Linked DNA regions of Homo sapiens: all the other regions are linked to region 2. The links are chromatin loops, found by intact Hi-C in ENCODE. Cell type or tissue: A673. All regions are shown on one strand. Links, peaks and the distances in the headings refer to the core of each region. The heading gives the core; the rest is flanking DNA.

Region 1 (5,510 bases), core at 1,037-5,036, 760 kb before region 2:
TCACTCACTGTATGCACTTAGTGCCATTTACAGAGCTAGTTTTATATATGTAAAACTACACACACACATATTCTATATACATACACATATATATACACATGCACATATATATACATACATGTATAACTAATAACTATATATATCTGTATAAAATGTTACTGGTTTTGCTAAAGAGGGTTCTGAGGAGCTCCTCTCCTCTTGCTCTCATTTGAAAGTAGAATCTCATATATATGTATACACACACACACATACATATATATACACATATATACATATATTTAACTTTAGATTTCTCAATGTTATTTTATGTTTATCCCTGATGAAGACTATACAAAATAAGAGTAATGACAATAGTAACAGCAAATTATTATAGGGACATAATTAATTTGTCTATATTCTTCTGAAGATTTGAGTCTTAATTCTGCTGAAATTAACTGTCAATAGACAGATTAATGGGCCGAAATGTACACATATTTATTTACGTGCATGGAGACACAGAAAATATAAATCTCAAAGAAGAACCAGATTTATTAATAGTACTTCCTTTGTACAAGAAAAGGAGATGGGGGAATAAGCAATTTAAGAGCTAGTAAATGATTTTCAGAACTGTTGATTCGGCCCAAAGGAAGAAACTGTAGTTTGTAAATGATTCTCTTTGAAACTGAATGGAATCTAAGAACAGACTGTAGCTTGGGACAAAGTCTGTCTAGGTGTGGTGACATTCCTCAGTCATCCTGAGATGAGTTTAATCTTCCCTGATTAATGAAATTCCACAGATGGCATCAAAGGCAATTGTGTTTCTTCTGAAGGAGCTTCAGATAAGGGAACTTCAGAGTTCCTTCCACCCTGTTCTTAGGAGAAACAGGAGAAAGTCAGAAAGTCCTTGGTCCTGAGCCTGTTTCTAAAGCCTTTTCATTTCCTTCAGTTTGAAGTGCTTAGCATGCCAAAGCCTCATACTTTGAGGTATCTTTTTTTGAGCCTCAACATAATATTTTTGAGCACTGTCTAGATGCAACACTATGCTTTTTTTCTTTTATGGACACTATTTAATAGTGTTAAAATATTAATTAAAATACTTTAATAATGTCTACAGAAGAAATAGAAATATTTTATCCCTTTATTACCGATAAGGAAACAGGGTGAGAAAGTCTTTAGCAGATTCATTCAAGAATATATGGCAGAATCAGGCATTCTACTCAAGTCTCTCACATAAAACCCCTTATAATGTAATGTATAATGTAAACAATTATGTGACTTATAGACAAATGTTATTAAGAAAAACAGAGTCACGTATTCTATCTAAATTTCTAGCTATTAAATAATAAAATTAGATTTTGATTCATGAAATCAATATTTGGACCATTTTTCTAGAGTACTTTCACCCAAATTATAATTGCTATAAATTTATACAAATTATAATTGTATAGATGTGTGCCTTTTAAAAATATAAGTGTTATAATCTATGTTTTTGGGTTGTATACAAATAGTCGACCGTGCCCGGCCGCCTATAAATGTTAATATCGTATCTTGGTCGGGTGCAGTGGCTCAAGCCTGTAATCTCAACACTTTGGGAGGCCGAGGCGGGCGGATCACCTGAGGTCAGGAGTTTGAGACCAGCCTGACCAATATGGTGAAACCTCGTCTCTACTAAAAAAAAAAAAATAATACAAAAATTAGCCATGCTTGGTGGCGGGAGCCTGTAATCCTAGCTACTCAGGAGGCTGAAGCACGAGAATTGCTTGAACCCGGGAGGCGGGGGTTGCAGTGAGCCGAGATAGTGCCACTGCACTCCAGCATGGGTGCCAGAGTAAGAATTTGATTCAAAAAGAAAAATCTTAATATCACATCTTTTTTTTTTTTTTTTTTTTTTTTTTGAGATGGAGTCTCGCTCTGTCACCCAGGCTGGAGTGCAGTGGCGCAATCTCGGCTCACTGCAAGCTCTGCTCCCGGGTTCACGCCATTCTCCTGCCTCAGCCTCCCGAGTAGCTGGGATTGCAGGCGCCCAACACCACGCCCGGCTAATTTTTTGTATTTTTAGTAGAGACAGGGTTTCACCGTGTTAGCCAGGATGGTCTTGATCTCCTGACCTCGTAATCCTCCCGCCTTGGCCTCCCAAAGTGCTGGGATTACAGGCGTGAGCTACCGCGCCTGCCCAATATCATATCTTAATATTCATTATTTTTTATGTTTTATCCTTAAAAGTAAAGATTATAAGAATACACAACCAATTCTTAACAAAATTTCAAAACTAAAATGGCAGCAAAAAAACACAAAGAAATAAAAACAAAAACAAACATTCCAAATGGGAAAGAGGAATTAAAAACGTCTGTCTTAGACACAAAAAACAAGCAAATACAATAAAACTGGGAAAGGAAATGAGAGTTAAAGAAAAATTACAATAAAGCGTGATCTTTTTTATGGAGGGGTTAATATATGAAAAGAGGTTGGAAACAGCTCTGATGGTTAGGTTCACTCACTCGTTCTTTAAGAAAATATAAAGTTTTTATGATATGGCAGCTATATTAGGAATTAGAGCATGAGGAATACAATGTTTCCTTCTCTAAGGAGCTCATCTTCCAATGAAGGATAAAGGCACAATTAATGGTATATTTTGTATTCACAGGTGACCGCTCTGGTATATGTATGATACTATGGAAACAGAAAAGAAAGAGCACAGACAAGATGCATGATGATGAGGGGAGAGTTTAGAAGAAAGGGCTAGCAGTAGACATACTGCTCAAGTTGATGAGAAGATAGAGGAGGGATTTCCCAACCTGAGAGAGCACATTTTGAAAAAGAATAGGGACCTAAGAGAGAATGAGATATTAAGGCATCCATAAGTAGCTTACTGTGGCTGAAGCACCAAATTAAATATAGGTGAGTGATTGGAGAGAAATGTTGAAGAGATAAGAAGGAGGGCCCAGCATATTTGTCTGGAGACCTGGAAATCTGAGTCATCTTGAGGAATGAGCTCAAAGCAGAGGGAAGAGTGCCATCTATTGAATCTCTGCTACTGAATGCTGTAGGCTGTCTAAATCTTTCACTTTGCAAGTAGTCTGATCTTCCCAATGTCCTAAAAGCCTAGCAGCCTAGAATTTTGTTAACTAAAGGTAGATGCTTTACTTATGGCCATTCTTTATGACCCATATTTATGTGGCTGTTTTGCAAACTCTCACTTTATGAATAAGTATACCACAGTTGAGAAACTCCCCACGGTTTCACATCAATAGACAGTTATATATCTTTTTCCTTTTTTTTTTTTTTTGACAGTGGCACAAAAATTTCTGTCTTCACAGAAAAAGTTGGTATTTTTTAAAGTGCCTGCTTATTTTGTAAGCCGATTCAGGGTTGAACTTTTAAACCTGCTGGAGACATCATACATCTCTTGTAGATTTCACTTATGCTTGATATCATTACAAAGTCATTTTGAGTTTGTTCCCATGATTCACTTTGAAAGGTAGGATACTTTTTATAGTACTTTAAATTATTTTTCTAAGATATTTAGAGAGAGAAAGAGACAGAATTTTGTCACTATAATCAGAAACATCAGACATTGTTCTCACCTCTCATTTTTTCACAAGTGTCAATCTTCTGCCATGAAAATAACACATATTGTGCATGAATTCAAAAAACAAACTTAATAATGGCATTATTATTAATGCTATTGTTATCATAGAGGTAGTCATACTAGTTATTATAGAGTAGTGAAGCTGGTAGATTTGGGATGGGATTAGACATTCTGATGGATGAATACATACAAGAAAAATGTAATGACGTGAAAAGCCAAAACACAGCTCTAATCAATTTGCCACTGTTGTGAACAGATTTCTGCTGGACAGTTTAAAGCAGCCTCCTAAACAAAAAGATACATCTGAAAAGTTAAGCATAATGTATTCTCAAAGCCTCTTTTAATGAAAAGTGTACTTGTTTTGCATTGCTCTGAAAACATTAAAGGTAACAGTCAGTAGATTACGTTTCCAGGAGTGTGGCATTCTTATGGACCTATTTTTTCTTTCTTCTCTTTCTTTTCTGTCTTTATCTTTCTGTCTTTCCTTTCTTTTCCCTCCCTCCCTTCCTTCCTTCCTCTGATAGGGCCTTGCTCTATGCCTCAGGATGGAGTGTGGTGGCACAATGCAGCTCACTGCAAACTCAGACTCCTGGGCTCAAGTGATCCTCCTGCCTCAGTCTTCCAAATAGCTGAAATTGCAGGTGCATGCTACCACACCCAGTTTATTTTTTAGTTTTGTTTCATTATGTGGCCCAGGCTGTTCTCAACCTCCTGTCCTCAAGCAGTCCTCCCACCTCAGCCTCCCAGAGTGCTAGGATTATAGGCGTGAGCCATTGTATCTAGTCTATACTACTACTTTATGAAAGCACTTGAACACTTGATTCTGAGGTCTTTATTCTACCAATTTTCAAAGCTTGTCTACAGAATACACTTTGATGGTGATTCTGCAAAATTAAATCATCATTGACAATTCAGAAGACGCAAGAACATCTTTTTTTCCCTAAATGTTTAATTGAAAATAGGCACTTTGAAAAAGTTACTTCAAAATGTTGATATACATACATTATCTTAAAGGGCTTCTTATTGCCTATATGGTAAATGCTAAAAGCCTTAGCAAACTACTGTAAGCAACTCCACTATCTGACAAACAGGAAGCATCAGTTTATCGTGGTTTCCAGCGACTTATCTATATGAAGCCACAAGTCTTATCAGGATGGTGTCTTCACTGTCTTTTACATTCACTCTTATTTATGCTTCTCTTTGACTATCTAAAATGGTATTCCTCCATATCTTTCTAATTATATGGGCCTGTGCTACAATTATTTATCTGTCTACCTATTTATCATGTAACTACCTATGTATTAAGTGCTGATACAAGTTGTATCTCCTCTTTGAATCCTTTTTTACAACTGTCTTTTCTAAACAACCATGGCATTTATCATTGGTATTCCTATTCTTTCTTGCTTACATCCCTTTATTCATTGACTCAAAAATAATGGTAATATAACTCCCATAGGTAACAGGTTCTTAAAACATATAAATAAAATTTGTGTGAACTGTAATTTGTTCCCAGCATCTGGAGGGCATTAATTGGTTTTTGTAGAAGACATTCAATATAATTTTTAGCACAAAACTTTGAACATATTAATCAGCAAATATTTATGTAAAATTTAAAAAATTTTTTTCTTTCCATTTTGAAATCTGAATGTGTGAAACTTTGCAGAATGATGTGTGGTAATTCTAACAGTTCTTATGTCATATAGACTAATTTTAATCTTACTCATAACCAAGGTATTCATTATGGCAAGCTATATTTTGGCAGCATAAAAAAACACCAAATATAATACTTCAAACTCAAATGATTTTTATTCTTCACTCATGTAACATTCCAAAATAGATATTATTAGCATAAACAGAGGATAAAGGGTAGTATAGATGTTTCTGCTCCATGTACCTTGGGAAATTAAGTATTTTCATCACATGCCTAAGTAAGTGGCACACT
Region 2 (5,510 bases), core at 1,028-5,027:
ATTACCTTTTTACAATACACAAGGTGTAATACTCATTTAAAATGTGATTGAATCTCAAACAATATCTTCACCCTCCCCCCACCCAACAAACACAAATTTGTTGCCTACCCAAACATCCTACTCCCTTACTCTTTTCTAAGAAAATTTTATATAAAACATTTACTCCCATGCAAAAACAAAACAAAACAAATATATATATATAGATAGATATAGGTCTATATACTTTTTTATATCTATATAAAAAGTGTATGTGTATATATATATTTATACACACACACACACACACACACACACACACACACATATATACTATTTTATCTGTTTTGGGAGAGACTGACCCCAGTACTTAAGGGTGAATAGAGTTTCATTTAAGCTAGAAGTAGGCAAACTTTTTCTGTAAAGGGCCAGATAGTAATTATTTCAGGCTTTATGAGCCATATGATCTCTTGTTGCAACTACTCAGTTATGCCACTGTAGCAGCCATAGACAAAAGGTATATAAATGGGCATGGCTGTGCTCCAATAATACTATTTATAGTATAAAATGATATTTTTGGAAATTGTAGCTAGAGCAATCAGACATGACAAATAAAGGACATCTTGGAAAAGAAGAGGTCAAATTATCTTTGTTTGCAGATGATATGATCTTATATTTGGAAAACCCTAAGGACTCTACCAAAAAACTGTTAGAACTGATAAATTCAGTAAAGTTGCAGAATACAAAATCAACATACAAAAATAAGTAGCATTTCTAAATACCAATCGCAAACAATCTGAAAAAAGAAATCAAGAAATTAATCCCATTTACTATAGCTATAAATACAATAAAATACTTAGGAATTAAATAACTGAAAGATCTCTACAGTGAAAACTATAGAACATTAATGAAAGAAGAAATTGGATCAGACACGCAAAAAATGGAAAGATATTCCATGCTCATGGATTAGAAGAAACAATAGGATTAAAATGTCCATATTACACTAAGCAATCTACAGATTCAATGCAATCCCTGTCAAAATACCAAAGACATTCTTCACAGAAATAGAAAAAAAAATCTTAAAATGTATATGAGACCACAAAAGACCCAGAATAGCCAAAGCTATCCTGAACAAAAAGAACAAAACTGGAGGAATCTCATTACCTAACTTCAAATTATACTACAGAGCTATAGTAACCAAAACAGCATGGTACTGGCATAAAAGCAGACACATACACCAATGGAACATAATAGAGAATCCAGAAACAAATCCATACATCTACAGTGAACTCATTTTTGACAAAGGTGCCAAGAACATACACTGGAGAAAGGACAGTCTCTTTAATAAATGGTGCTGAGAAAACTGTATGTCTATATGCAGAAGAAGAAAACTAGACCTCTATCTCTGGTCGTGTAAAAAAATCAAAATGGATTAAAGACTTAAATAGACATTGTAATGAGATATCATCTCACTCAAGTTAAAAGGGCTTTTATCCAAAAACAGTAACAAATGCTGGTGAGGATGTGGGAAAAAGGGAACTCTCAAAATGTAAATTAGTATAACCACTATGGAATACACTTTGGAAGTTCTTCAAAAAACTAAAAATATAACTATAATATAATCCAGCAGTTCCACTGCTAGGCATATATTCCCTAAAAAAGGAAATCAATATATGGAAGAAATATCTGCACTCCCATGTTTATTGCAGCACTATTCATAATATCAAAGATTTGGAAGCAACCTAAGTGTCCATCAACAGATAAATGAATTTTTAAAATGTGGTACATATATACAATGAAGTTCTATTCAGCTGTAAAAAAGAATGAGAAACTATCACTTGCAACAACATGGATGGAGCTGGAGGTCATTCTGTTAAGTGAAACAAGCCAAGCACAGAAAGACAAATTTCATATGTTCTCACTTATCTGTGAGAGCTAAAAAGTAAAACAATTGACTAATGGAGATAGAGAGCAGAATGATGGTTATCAGAGACTGGGAAGCATAGTTGGATGTGGGGAGGCAAAGGAGGGATGGTTAGTGGGTATAAAAATATGGTTAGACACAATTAATATGATCTATTTGATAGCACAATAGGATGACTACAGTCAACAATAATTTACTGTACATTTTAAAATAACTAAAATAGTAAAATTGTTGTAACACAAAGGATAAATGCTTGAGGTCATGGGTGCCCCATTTATCCTAATGTGATTATTACGCATTGTATGCCTGTATCAAAGTATCTTATGTATCCCATAAATATATACACCTACTATGTACCCACAATAATTAAACTTTTTAAAAAAAGAATATATATATATATAAATAAATTCTATTTCCTAACCATTTAAAAATTCACAAACATTCTTAGCTCACAGGGCACACACAAAAAAGTAGCAGGTTGTCTTGCAGATTATAGTTAGCTAAGCTCATGTCTAAGCAAAGATTGATAGTACCATTCCTGCTTTCAGAGACTAATGAGGTCTGAACATGTGACACAATTTGGCTAATAAGATGTGAGGGGAAGTCAGCTGAGGGATTTCAGGAATTTTTTTCTCCCACTAATAAGAAGAAAAACATGGGGAAGAAATAATTCTTTGTTCTGTTTCTAGATATCGTTGAGGGTAAAAGATGCCTAGAGCTGCTGCAGCCATCTTGTGGCCAAGAGGGGAGGCAGCCTGAGGACAAAGCTGATAAGAAAGAAAAAATGAAAAAATGGAAAGAACTTATATCTTTGATATTTGTGATAAGCAGCTGAATTAATGAACCCTGTAACTGTTTTTCCTCTGGACTTCTTATTATGTAAAATAATATATTACAGTATAAACAGTTATTATTTTTCTGGTTACATGCAGCCAAACCTATCCTCACACGTTTATGTTCATTTCTTCTCTCTCTCTCTCTCTCCTTATTTCCTCAGCCAATAGCAAAGAAGAGGGGAACATTTTATTATTTTATTTTCCTATACCTTTATAAATATGAGACCTTTCAAAGGAAACAAGTTAAGGTAAAGCAACATGATATCCTTATAAGAAAGGTCTGAAGCTCATCCCACATCATGCTAAGAAGGATTTCTACTGCAAAATCATTTATCTGGACATCTCTGGGTTTTAAAGAATGCTAGAATACACAGGAGAAAAAACAAAGCAACGAATTAAATAACACCATTACCAAAGGTAACACACTTCTTCAAGTTTATTTCATAAATATTTCCTAATATAGATCATTTATTTTCCCATTTTTAACCCAATCTTGCAAATCTTGAGCTTTCTCCACCCCTTATGCAGGAGTATGTAGTTCTGTAGATTTTCAGGGAAAAGAATTTTTTTTGTAAATATGCCCAGGGCTGAATCAGTAGGTAAATGTAATGGAAATGCTACAACATTTAAATGGCTATAACCCAGTGAATCAACCTGTCAAGTTAACAAGCAGCTGTTTGGCTAAACACACTGACTCTGCAATGTTTCTAGAAAATGCTAAAATTTCAGAAGTTGAGATTTACGAAAAAAAAAAAAACCCACCTGACTCTGCATTTTCATTCTTCTAGAAGACTTATTTGGCTTACAGTGGAAGAATGTATAATATATTCTTAGGGTTTATGTTTCTCTGTAGTCAGGACGTCTCACCTAATGATATTATAATGTTGTCACTAGTGTTGTGACTATATGTTACTAGTGATAACATTACCATATCATTAGGTGAGATGTTCTGACTACAGAGAACTATGTACTAGAAAAGTAAAACAACAACAACAATGTGGCTGCCACCAACATGGGGTCATGTGCTGGAGTGTATAATAAGGATTGTAAGAGAGGTAAATTACCTATGTCTTCAAGAACTTTCCAATCTTGGAGGTATAAAACAAATTATAGACATATATCAAAAATTTAAAAATGTACATATATGCATATAGGTACTAGTGTAAATCAATACATTCAATATTTACATGCCATAAAGAATTACCAGAGATTAATGTAGGCATAGCTAATCAGAGAATGCTTTAAGAAGAGAATTTGGGGACGGGCGTGGTGGCTCACATCTGTAATCCCAGCACTTTGGGAGGTCAGGGTGGGCAAATCACCTGAGGTGGGGAGTTCAAGACCAGCCTGACCAACATGGAGGAACCCCATCTCTACTAAAAATACAAAATTAACCAGGTGTGTTGATGCATCCCTGTAATCCCAGCTACTCGGGAGGCTGAGGCAGGAGAATAGCTTGAACCCAGGAGGTGGAGGTTGCAGTGAGCTGAGATGGCACCATTGCACTCCAGCCTGGGTGACAGAGCGAAACTTTGTCTCAAAAAAAAAAAATAAATAAAAAGAAGAAGAGAATTTGGGGCCAGGTGTAGTGGCTCACGCCTATAATCCCAGCACTTTGGAAGCCAAGGTGGGCAGATCATGAGGTTAAGAGATCGAGACCATCCTGGTGAACATGGTGAAACCCCGTCTCTACTAAAAATACAAAAAGTAGCTGGGCATGGTGGTGGGCACCTGTAATCCCAGCTACTCCGGAGGCTGAGGCAGGAAAATCGCTTGAACCGGGAGGCGGAGGTTACAGTCAGCCAAGATTGTGCCACTGCACTCAAGCTGGGCAACAGAACTAGACTCCATCTCAAAAAAAGCAAAAAAAAAAATATAGAGATTTGGAATTTTATGCAGGTCTTTAAAGGAATATAGATTGGCATGGAGGCGGGGCAGTGTTGGAGGAGGTAGGAGCTTACTTATGAAAGCAGAGGAGTAGGAGCACAAAATAATAAGAAAACTGTCTTAATGGAAGTAAAGGACTTACACTATAGAAGTTAGTTAAACTAGCCCAATTGAGGGGCACTGCAAGCCTAACAAAAAAGTTTGAATGTATTTTAATAAAAAAAAACTTAGAAACTTGAGGCTTTTAAGCAGGAGAGGGAATGATGAGAATATTGTTTTGGAAAGTTTCTGCTCTTGTCCCTAAAGGAAATTGCAGAGAAGACTTTGATGAGAAAGTAAATGACTTTAATAATCGACGTCCCTAGTATTGCTTTAGAATGAATGGAACCGATCTCCAATCTGATTATCTGACTACTGAGATGTGTATAGTTCAAATTAATACGCCCCAGTTAAAATCCTGTTGAGCATGAAATACCAATGAAGAGAAAATTAGCTTCTGCATATGGTCACGTTAGAAAATATCAGGGTACACAAAAAGAGCAGTGTATCATTTTGGAATCTCTGATCTGCAAGTCAGGAAAAGAGGCATCTTTGATATCTAGAGTGGCTCATGTCCATGCTGCAGATTGCACACAAAGGACTACTAAACACACATTTAGTTTTAGTCCTCTTTCTAATTTGAAACAATGCTGAAGCACAAAAAGAATGCCCAATCTACAATAGTAAGACCCAGCAAAACAAAAACCAGCTTTAGAGTAAAATGCCCCGGAGGGTTGGTTTGGTATTCCTGACTGTTTGATCTTTGGTAAATTGGCCTTCTCCGAGCTGCACCTTCCTAAGTAGGAATGATGATAACAATACAATAAATAGACATTGTGAGGATTACA
Region 3 (5,510 bases), core at 1,037-5,036, 1.3 Mb before region 2:
ATCTTTTCCACACCACCCAAGCCATAAATATCTCCAGATATTGCCAACACTCCTTAGGGGGCAAAAATGCTTTTGGTTGAGAACCACCGGGCTAAGGGACTACTTGAGAGTCACCTACTTTACATGGCACACATCCAAGGCCATGCCTTGGATTTGATTTAGAATGTGGCATAAGTGCAACTGAACATTTCATCCCCTGCTCTTTTGTTTCCATAAAGACAAACTGTGAGAGTCCCATCTTAATATCCTCCTACTGCTGATAAACACATTTCCTTTATCCACTTATATTTCTAGTGATGTTTTAGCAGCCCAGCAATATTTTTGTGCTCTCCAAAGATTGTTACTGTAGGCAACTGCCCTATTGGCTTGCACCTAATGCTACTCAGCCAGCAACCACTGGCCACAGACATATGCCTTCAGAAGCTGGAGCAGTCATGGACTAAAGCCCAAGGATTGTTCAGTTTGGAAAAAAAAAAAAAACAGTATTTCTTTGAAGTTATGATTTCTAAAAAGCTCTGCAATCTGGGCCATCCCCAGGGAGAATAAATGCTTTGTTCCTTATGTAGCACCCTCAAACTGTAGGCCTATTCTTATAAATACACTTACATCTAGCCCAGTCATACATTAAGCAATAACTATGGCATGAGAAAAACAAATTTGAGAATATCAGGAAATAAATATTCCATGCCTGGGCTGTACTGTAAAGTTTTTTATTTAGACTTGTTCCTACCAGATTCAGAACGAATAAGTTGGGTGGGTGTGAGGGATGGCTAGAGGAGGTTATTGTATTATACTGCAATAGTACTAACATAGATATAGATATAGATATAGATATAAATATAGATATATAGAGATAGATATCTTACTACCTAAGTATGTTCACATATCTAAGATCCATATGCATTTTATTCTAAAGTATCAAACAATATGATGTATATGACACTGACATTGATTGTGGGGATTTATCAGAGTTTGTGTGCAAAGAATTTGAGCTTTCAAACCCCAAGGCTGAGAAAAGATAATAGTTTCTTAAAAGCTTATCTAGGTAAAACTCATGTTGTATTTTAATATATTCAAAGAATTCAAGTCTTATTAGACTTTTAAGAATAAAACTCTTTTTTAAATCTTTTAATAGCTTTTGTTTTAATGGAATCTGATCAGCATTTGTTGATCCGAATCCTCATCCATTATTTTAGATCATAATCTTGCTAATCTTTTAGACTATTTTCAAACAATAGCAAAATAATAACTCTTATACAAACACAAGATAAACATATGTCAAAGATGCTATGTCAATAACGAATGAGGAAGCCAGGCATGGTGGCTCATGCCTGTAGTCTCAACTATCAGGAGGCTAAGGCTGAGCCCAGAAGGCAGAGGCTACAATGAGCCGTGACTGTACCACCACCCACCAGCCTGGGCTACAGAGTGAGATCCTGTCTCAAAAAAAATGAAATAAAATAAAAGTAAAAAAATAAAAAAGAAGCTCCTTCCAAATAATAATAAAATAAGGGTGGAAACCATTACAACCATTTCAAAAGAGAATTTCAAGAAGCACACGTACCTATGAAATAAGAAATTCTGGATTAAGAAAATATGGCACATATACACCATGGAATACTATGCAGTCATAAAAAATGATGAGTTCATGTCCTTTGTAGGGACATGGATGAAGTTGGAAACCATCATTCTCAGCAAACTATCACAAGGACAAAAAACCAAACACCGCATGTTCTCACTCACAGGTGGGAATTGAACAATGAGAACACATGGACACAGGAAGGGGAACATCACACACCGGGGCCTGTTTTGGGGTGGCGGCGGGGAGGGATAGCATTAGGAGATATACCTAATGTTAAATGATGAGTTACTGGGTTCAGCACACCAACATGGCACATGTATGCATATTGTAACTAACCTGCACGTTGTGCACATGTACCCTAAAACTTAAAGTATAATAATAAAAAAAGAAATTCTGAAAATGAATTTACAAAGTTTTTTAAAGGCCCATCTACAGGACAATAATCAATTTCATTCCTTAGGTACAATTAATTGGGATTTATAGAAAAAAATCATTTGCATTTTTTTACAGTTTACTTGGTTTCAAAATAGCTCAAAGACAATCAAAGATGTAAATAACCTGAATGAGTAATCTAGACAACACACCCATTATTTTTTTCCTCATTTTAAAGGCTCCCCAAATTTTTCTTGATGTTTTCTAAGGCCAAGACTGTATTTGGAGTTTCACATTAATTATTTATTAAAGTTTCTAAATTTTTATGTTGATATTTCTAAATATAAGAAACAAGGGGCCAGGCGTGGTGGCTCATGCCTGTAATCCCAGCACTTTGGGAGGCTGAGGCGGGTGGATCACCTGAGGTCAGGAGTTCAAGACCAGGCTGACCATGGTGAAACCCTGTCTCTACTAAAAATACAAAAAAATTAGCCAGGTGTGCTGGCTGGCTCCTGTAGTCCCAGCTACTGGGGAGGCTGAGGCAGGAGAATTGCTTGAACCCGGGAGCAGGAGGTTAAAAAAAAAAAAAGAAAGAACAGAAAAGAAAAGAAGAAAGAAGGTTCATTTAATCTCATTGGCCCTTATGGAAAAATAATATCAATTACTCTATATAAATTTTAATATATTCTTGTGCATTATTTTACTAAGGAATTCCCTACCAGAACATTATAGTAAGCTATTTATTAATTGTAAGTGTAATTGTAACATAAAATTTGAATAAAAGTGAAATATTAACAATGTTTAAAATGTTCTAACAGATTAACAAATACAACAATAAGTTCTTTACACTAGTGATAATATAGCAAAATTTAATATTTTTACATTTGAGGGGATAACAATTTTTAAGAAAAATTTGAATTTTAAAAATATTAATAGATGTCATAATCAGCTTATATAAATATTTTTTAAACTGATAGAAATAAATATAAGCAACTATGTAATATTTTAAAAACTGAGGCTGCATATGTATGAGGGTTTATGTGTCTCCTGAAGAGAACAGGAATCTGAGCTTCAGTAACTGCTTCCAGTGTTTCATTCTTTCCTGCAAAACTCTGAATATTAACAGAAATGCAAAAAAGTGGCTTTATGTCTCACTATGAAGAATACAGTGATGTCAAGATGTCAGATCCTCAGATCAGATTTTATATGTATACATTAAACAGCGAAACAAGTTCAGATTGACATTAGCCTGAAGTAAAATTTATCTCATGGCATCCCTTGTCCAGATCAGCCCTGGACCAGTTGTACATCAATATGTGCAATGAGGGCACCCCCTAGTGGTTAGATACTAAAGCAGCTTTTCAACTGACACTTCATGTATATAAAGACAAAAACAGTAATTTAAGAGAAAAACTATCAAAATAGATGCACTATGCAGAGTGATACATTTTAAAATAAGAATAGAAGTAAAAAGAAGAAAAGTCTTCTCAGCGTCCCCACTGTCCTCATTCCCCAAGCTGTTCCCACTAGCTGGGTGCCCAGAGGTGGTCCCCATCTAGAGATTTTTTTATTTGTCTTTCTTTTTGTTTTGTGTTTTTGGTTTTCCCCAGTGGTCACAGTTATCCTACACTCATACGTTATCTTTGATGTCCTCAACTTTATGCAGCATTCAATTCCTGATGTGAAATCTTTGGTTTAAAAGAAACAAAAATCTTTGCGTATGGAGTGTTTTTTTCTTGCTAGAGCTATTGTTATTTAAAAAAATATGTTTCCTGCTCTAAGTTTGCTGTAGATTCTTACAAAGTTCTTTTCTGTTTCTTGAAAGAGAGGATCAGATTCATTAAGAATCATATTCCAGTACTCACTTTTTAAGATACATTATGTACAGGGAAAGGGACAGACAACACCATCTAGGGTTCTACTGCTGTTCTTAAATGTTAAAATAAGAAAGACCACCCTCTGTATCTATTGTCTATTGTCTCCAAATGGGTGGTATCTTGACATTTTCCCTGTAAAGGCTCATAACTGCTTTGAGCGTCTTCTGTGATAATGTGCCATTCAATGTGTGTGTACGTCTGCGCATCAATATATTACCATTTGCTTCCTACCATTCAAAATTACCTGGAACTTATATTTATTTCCAGTGTTCTTCGTTTTATTTTCCTAATTTTAACTGGAAGTTTGAACCAAAAGCTAGGGCAATACAAACACAGCACACTTTTTAAAATGAATTACTTTTTCTGTCAAATTTGACATTGAGGAATTAATAGTCTTATTTAAATCAAAAGTTTAGATGTCACAGTTAAAATGATCTAGTCTATGTTTTTATATCTTGATTAGTAAATTAAACATCAATTATCTTTATTCTGAAAATAATTTTTAAATGATTATACGAACATGTGATTCAAAGGGCTTTCATGTAGGAGAAATAAGATTATCCCTAAAGAGCCTAGCTGAGTAGCAAAGACATAATGAATGTTTATCACATACGATTTTTCTTCATACACTTTTAGTTGTGTTTTCTTTAATCAGCTCTTCATACCATTTCAATTTTGTAATATGAGTCATTTGACAGAAGAAAAGTACGTGACATATGGGAAGTTGGATTGGAAAGAAAAATAGGTCTTAAAAAATTGTGGTGAAAATATCCTGCTTTTGCACATTTTTCAAAGACTCTTGGCCATGAGAACATGTTGATAGGGAATCTCTTAGGGTCAAGATGAGTGAGGGTGATCTGAAGCATTATGTTCAGTTCTTTAATTATAAATACATGCCTACTGATCTGGTTCATAAGATAGGAGAAAATTTGGTAAACGTATATTGTTCCATGCATGCTACTGATTATACAAGTTATAAAATTAGCATTAGTTGCTGTGTCCTTAAAAATACTTGGATAAAGGTAGCAATAAAAGATAAGATTAATAACATGAATAATAAATATTTTATTATTCAATGTGTAAAAATTGATAGATAATAGTTGCATTCATTATTGCTGACCTCCTTCACCTTATATATGTTTGAGATAAAAGATCACTTAGTAAAAATCATTTCAACAAAATCTCACAATAGTTATCCTATGTGGTCATTTACAAACTTCCAAATGGAAGACTCAGGCAAAACATAAAGCAAAAATTATCTCAAGTAATCTTACAAGAAGGCTATTGAATTTTGATGTTTTGCTTAAAAATCATGTTCAAGAACCTTGTCCTTAAGCACTTCATCAAATCAAGAAAATGGAGACAATTTCATCACTAATTTTTAGCAGTTTTCAGTCAATACTTGAGGTATATAGTAATGAGCTATAATCTTTGTGTTTGACTCTTGAAGCTTCAGGTTCTTTGATGTTTCCAAGTCTTCCAACACAGCTAGTGTGTTTGTCTAGTTCTCTTGGAAGTTGTCCTTTATTTTAAAAATCATTTTAGTAAGTCAGTTAATATTATTCTGTTCCTACATAATTGAAACAGTCAGGTTTTTCTCCTTACCCCACCCTGGTGTTCTAAAAATAGGGCAATTGCATATGCTAGCTTATTTCTTTTTTTAAAACCAATCAACTTCA

What was found. Peaks named below come from ENCODE experiments on the same cell type or tissue, not always from the same donor. Only the 100,000 strongest peaks of a DNase experiment are listed, where the experiment ranks them.
Region 1: a loop joins it to region 2, with 9 times the contacts of the local background. A loop is called at or near these places in 3 of 110 quality-filtered maps.
Region 3: a loop joins it to region 2, with 2.9 times the contacts of the local background. A loop is called at or near these places in 2 of 110 quality-filtered maps.

What each region holds. Positions count from the first base shown.
Region 1 is chr11:39,363,055-39,368,564 of GRCh38, forward strand. No RefSeq gene overlaps it. Among named protein-coding and RNA genes, the nearest start is that of LINC01493, 720 kb to the left of the region's middle. In A673, for the core only: a CTCF peak has its summit at 3,022; a DNase peak (open chromatin) is centred at 2,987; H3K27ac peaks cover 2,297 bases.
Region 2 is chr11:40,122,685-40,128,194 of GRCh38, forward strand. The region is part of intron 6 of LRRC4C (leucine rich repeat containing 4C); the gene reads right to left. Among named protein-coding and RNA genes, the nearest start is that of LRRC4C, 1.3 Mb to the right of the region's middle. In A673, for the core only: a CTCF peak has its summit at 2,652 (motif pointing left); a DNase peak (open chromatin) is centred at 2,537; H3K4me3 peaks cover 369 bases; H3K27ac peaks cover 2,171 bases.
Region 3 is chr11:38,788,262-38,793,771 of GRCh38, forward strand. No RefSeq gene overlaps it. Among named protein-coding and RNA genes, the nearest start is that of LINC01493, 140 kb to the left of the region's middle. In A673, for the core only: CTCF peaks have their summits at 3,297 (motif pointing left) and 3,498; a DNase peak (open chromatin) is centred at 3,260.